Regions from separate parts of the Homo sapiens genome. Here region 2 is linked to region 1. A link is an interaction called in ENCODE POLR2A ChIA-PET data of the cell type or tissue named here. Cell type or tissue: PC-3. All regions are shown on one strand.

Evidence for each region. ChIA-PET counts read pairs that join two places held together with the same protein. Peaks named below come from ENCODE experiments on the same cell type or tissue, not always from the same donor. Only the 100,000 strongest peaks of a DNase experiment are listed, where the experiment ranks them.
Region 2: POLR2A ChIA-PET joins it to region 1 with 5 read pairs; 2 of 35 experiments call an interaction of 5 or more read pairs at or near these places.

The regions. Positions count from the first base shown.
Region 1 is chr6:38,062,025-38,064,524 of GRCh38, forward strand. All of the region lies in intron 3 of ZFAND3 (zinc finger AN1-type containing 3), which reads left to right. Among named protein-coding and RNA genes, the nearest start is that of ZFAND3, 240 kb to the left of the region's middle. In PC-3, no CTCF peak of the experiment used is centred here; no DNase peak of the experiment used is centred here.
Region 2 is chr6:37,861,842-37,864,341 of GRCh38, forward strand. The region is part of intron 1 of ZFAND3 (zinc finger AN1-type containing 3); the gene reads left to right. Among named protein-coding and RNA genes, the nearest start is that of ZFAND3, 43 kb to the left of the region's middle. In PC-3, no CTCF peak of the experiment used is centred here; a DNase peak (open chromatin) is centred at 1,330; H3K27ac peaks cover 1,401 bases.

The DNA of each region.
Region 1 (2,500 bases):
CATTAGAATCCACTGGGGGTTTTTAAAACAATTTTAATCTTTAGCACCATTCCCTCGTTCTCATTTAATTGATCTGGAGGGAGGCCCAGGGATCTGTTATTTTTAACTCCGCAGAGGATTTCTAATATGCAGCAAGGGACCAGTAAGGGATTCTAACCCTAAAACCCTAATTTAGGAGCCTTAGATTGAAGCTTTACCTCTGTCACTAACTGGGCCTTGACTGTTTCTAAGCATTTAACTGAGATAGCACTATACTTCATAGAACATAGGATGTTTAAAGGAAGGAGGAGATGGTATTACTCTTCTGTAAGTCTTCAGTGTTGGAATGCTATTATGTAGGTTAGAAGTTCACTGTCTACTTAATTTCTTTTTTTTTTTTTTAGATACTCACTCTGTTGCCCAGGCTGGAGTGCGGTTGTACCATCTCAGCTGACTGCAACCTCTACCTCCTGGGTTCAAGTGATTCTCCTGCCTCAGCCTCCTGAGTAGCTGGCATTACAGGTGCCTGCCACCATGCCTGGCTAATTAGTAGAAACAGGATCTCACCATGTTGGCCAAGCTGGTCTCGAACTCCTGACCTCAAATGATCTAACCACCTTGGTCTCCCAAAGTACTGGGATTACAGGCATGAGCCACCATGCCCAGCCCATTGTCTGCTTAATTTTTATAATGTCATAATATACATCTCTTTCCCTCCATCCCCCATCCCTGGCGGTATGTGAGATATACATCTCTTTTAGGGCACAAATATAGTTGATAGTATTTGTTGAAAATTATAGGGATATTATGACATAGTAGTTTTTGCCTTTTAAAAGCTCTACTTGGCCAAGCCAGGAGGATTGCTTGAGGCCAGGAATTTGAGACCAGCCTAGACAACATGGTGAGACTCTTGTCTCTACCAAAAAAAAAAAAAAATTAGCCAGGCGTGGTGGTGTGTGTTTATGGTCCCAGCTACTTGGGAAGCTGAGGCAGGAGGATCTCTTGAGCCCAGGAGTTCAGGGTTACAGTGGACTGTGGTCTTAACCATTACACTGCAGCCTTGTGAGACCTGGCCTTTTTTTTCTTTGAAAGCTAAGTTGAAATTTAGTATTTCAAGTTTCATGAATATCTAGAAACACAGTAGGTTAGAATGTTCTGTGTTCTGTATACTAACTTTGGAAAGGTTAGCAGAAAACAAATATTTATCTAAATCTGTCATAAACTGCTATATTTGGTAATATCGAGAATATAAAATAAGCAAGGTCATAGTCTTTGTCCTCAAAGAATTTGAAGGGGAAATTAAATATATTTGTTGTAGTTTATCAGTGGTTATCAACCAAGAGTGATCTCCCACCCCACAGCCCCAGAACATTTGATAATGTCTGGAGACCAGGAATGCTGCTAAATGTCCTGCATCACATAGGACAGTCCTCTGCAACAAAAAATCATTCAGCTCACGATACCAGTAATGATGAGCTTGACAAACCCTGATACATGTTTGCATACACCCATGTTGGTCCTTATGTATTAAAGACAGCAACTGTTGAAGGGCATTGACCTACTGAGGAAGTGGTGGTAAAGATGGATAGAAGGTGGTGAAGAGACATACTAGACAGAGTAGAATGAGCTGTGGAAGGAAAGCTGCATGGAGTTTCTCAATGGCAAATGACTGTCTTAGGGCCATTTGTGGAAGAGAATGAAAGACAAGGCTGGAAGGGTAAGTTGTGGCCAAGACATAGAGGCTAAATGTCCAGCTAAGCTATTTGGACTTGAGACAGTAGCCATGTTTTTGAGCAGAGGAGGTGATATTATTACAGTTCTTTGGAGAAGTAACCTTGGTTGTATTGAAAATGGAAAGGATTAAACAGGAATAACATTGCAAAGAAAGAATTTTTTAAATATTATAACTTATTGAATAGAGGCCAAGGTGTAGAAATCATATAAGAGGAGAAAAAAAAAAACGGTGAAAATGGTAGTGGTCATGCTAAGGCAGTAGATTTTGTTTTGTTTTAAAAAATCTTTTCAAGATCATGTACTTACTGAGGAGTTGATGACAGCTGTGGCCTCTTGTCCTAGAAAAATATACACCATCCATTTATACCCAATTTTGCATAAAATTTCTCTACAGCTTATTATGGCCCTTGGGTTAAGAACTCCTGGTCTAAGGAAAAAGTTGGTCAGGATCTCATCTGATGGAAACTGGATTGGATTCGTGCATACCAGGATCGGGCCACCACAAATCAATTCAAGCCACCAAAATGCATGTGAGGCTGAGATAACAGTAGCTACCATTTATTGAGCACTTTGTATATGAGACATTATTCTACATGCATATTTTCTCATTGTTTTTCGTGATAACCCAATGAGGTAGATAGTGTCATTATACTCATTCCATAGATGAGGAATTAGACACAAAAAGATTAAGTAATTTGCCTGTGGTCACAAACGAGTAGATACCAGAACCAGGATTCAAATTTAGGCATTTGGCTTCAGAGTTCATACTTTTAATCAGTTAATTCAC
Region 2 (2,500 bases), 200 kb before region 1:
ATTTCACTGTTTTTAGAGCCTTGTAAGCTTATTGAACTATTTCAAGTAGAAATAGAAAATATGTTGTATGTGTTTTGCTGCTCTGCATCATAAGCATTTTCTTATAATCTTTCCCAGTGTTGTCACTGATGCAAATGGAATAATTGATTCATAACATTCTTTCTTATTAAGTTGGGCTATGACTTCAGAATTATTTTTTAAAAATGTGCTCAAAGAGGAAATAGCCTAAGAAAATTTTATTTTTTAAGTTATGTTTTGATTTCTGTTTACTTTTTTATATGTTTACTTTTTATTGAATTTTTTAATGTTAAAAAATTTAATTTTTAAGTTATATTTTGATTTTTGTTGTTTTTTAACCATATGTTTACTTTTTATTGAATTTATTAATATTGCAAAGTTCTTGCACTGCCAAACCATGCCTAAGAATTCAAAGAAAGAAATGGTACAGTAGACGGCCTCATTCACCCATCATACAGTATCTTAAAACTTGATTCATGTACATTTTGATATTTTCATAGTCTTTTAAGAAGTTATAACGAGTTGGAATTTAAATCTGCTGCAGGGGCTGAGCACAGTGGCTCATGGCTATAATCCCAGCACCTTGGGAGGCTGAGGCTGGAGGATTGCTTGAGCCCAGGAGTTGAGACCTGGGTGACATAGTGAGACCCTATCTTTCCAAAAAAAAAAAAAAGAAAAAGCAGGCATGGTGGTGCTTGCCTATAGGCTCAGCTACTCAGGAGGTTGAGGTGGGCGGGCTCACTTGAGCTCACTCAGGAGGCTTGAGCTGGGGAGGTCAAGGCTGCAATGAGCTGTGATCGTGCCACAACACTCCAGCCTGGGTGACAGAGCGAGATCCTGTCTCTAAAAAAAACAAAACAAAACAAAAAAAAAACAAAGTGCCCTGGGCCTTCAGATGTCTAGCATAGTATGGTATTACAGAACATCTCCACGTATTCATGTCAGTTCATTCCTCAATAACATAACCCCTAACAAAATTTTGCTGGGAAAAAAAAATGGGTATTTTCCAGGGAAAATATTTGGGCCAACTTCCAACTGATTATTTGTTAACGTTTTTTTTTTTCTCAGATGAAGCCTTGTCTAACTAAAAATCCCCTATTTCTTATTTAATCACCCAGCCTCCCCTTGGCTTGCTCAGCTACTCACCCAAATCCATCAGAAGGCAGGCATCGAGTAATGGCAACACTATTGCTGTGGTTGGCAGGTCTTGTCAGGAGATACTGTAACCTTCCTAGGAGTCTGATTCCTGCGCTGACACTTTGATCAAGACTGAACTCCAATAGGAGAATGCTCCCACATCAGGATAAGTTTATTCACCTATTTGCTTTATTTACTCTTGCCAGAGGCAAGTCTGCAACTCCCTGCATTTGGCAAAGGGATTTATTAGAAGGAAACCCACATTCCACATCAAGTGGTCACATACCACTTTGAAATATTTCTATTGAATCAGATACAAAACTAGTAAATTGCCAGACTGTCTCATTAGGTGGAAAGAAACTTCTGTAATCCTGGGTAGGTTCCTCAAGTCCCTTTTAAGGACCAAAAACCGCAATTACTTTTGCACCAACCTACAGGTAGTTTAAACTGTAATTATTAAAAACAGAAGTGCTACATCACTTGTCTTTCACCCTGACTCTTCAAATGACAATAAAGACACACCAAAAGGTTGATAATAGAACTAGTGATTTCTTTGATTTTTAATGATGACCTGTTTTAGTGTTATTGCTTAACAGTTTTAGGTTTCACAGGTTTTTTTTTTTTTCTTTTTCAGTTTAACCAAAATGGTTTCTGAAACATATTTTCAAATGGGTAAGCAGTCATGGCTTTGATTATAGTATCCACTTAATTAGGACCAGGCAGTCAGTCATCTGTTCTGGGAGACAAACCAGTCCAGGACAAGTAGCGTTTGGACAATATGCCAAATCCTGTCACATCACATTGTTGCTCTAAAATGGGTGGATGGATTGGGTTGATGGCATACGCTAAGCTCCATGAGGGCAGGGATTGTGGCTGGACTAAGTCTAGTGGCAATTAAATAGAGCTCAAATTAAATAGAGCTTTTGCTTTGAGGTCTGAATCCATCTCCATGATTTGTCACTAGACTAGTGACAAACAGTGGCTGGGATAGCATATGTTGTTTAGACAGCTTTTGCTTGTTCTAAAAGTTTGAATGTGAATTGGGGTTTGCAACTCAAAATTTGTGTTTAATATTTGCACCTTATGTTTAATGAACATAAAGTTTGTGTAGGCCATGTGAAAATCAGAGACTGTATATTTGGCTGAATTGCTCTGTAATACATATATTTTATTTGGGAGCTCTCTGTATTACCGAGGACCAGGATAGAGACTCTTACTGTTTCTGACCTGATCATTTAAGGGCAGGTTTTTGCCAGGTTATGAGACTGATGCATCATGCCTTGACCAGTTAAGATTAGTGACAATTTAAATTTTCTGCTTTTGATTTAAGTAAAAATTCAAATTA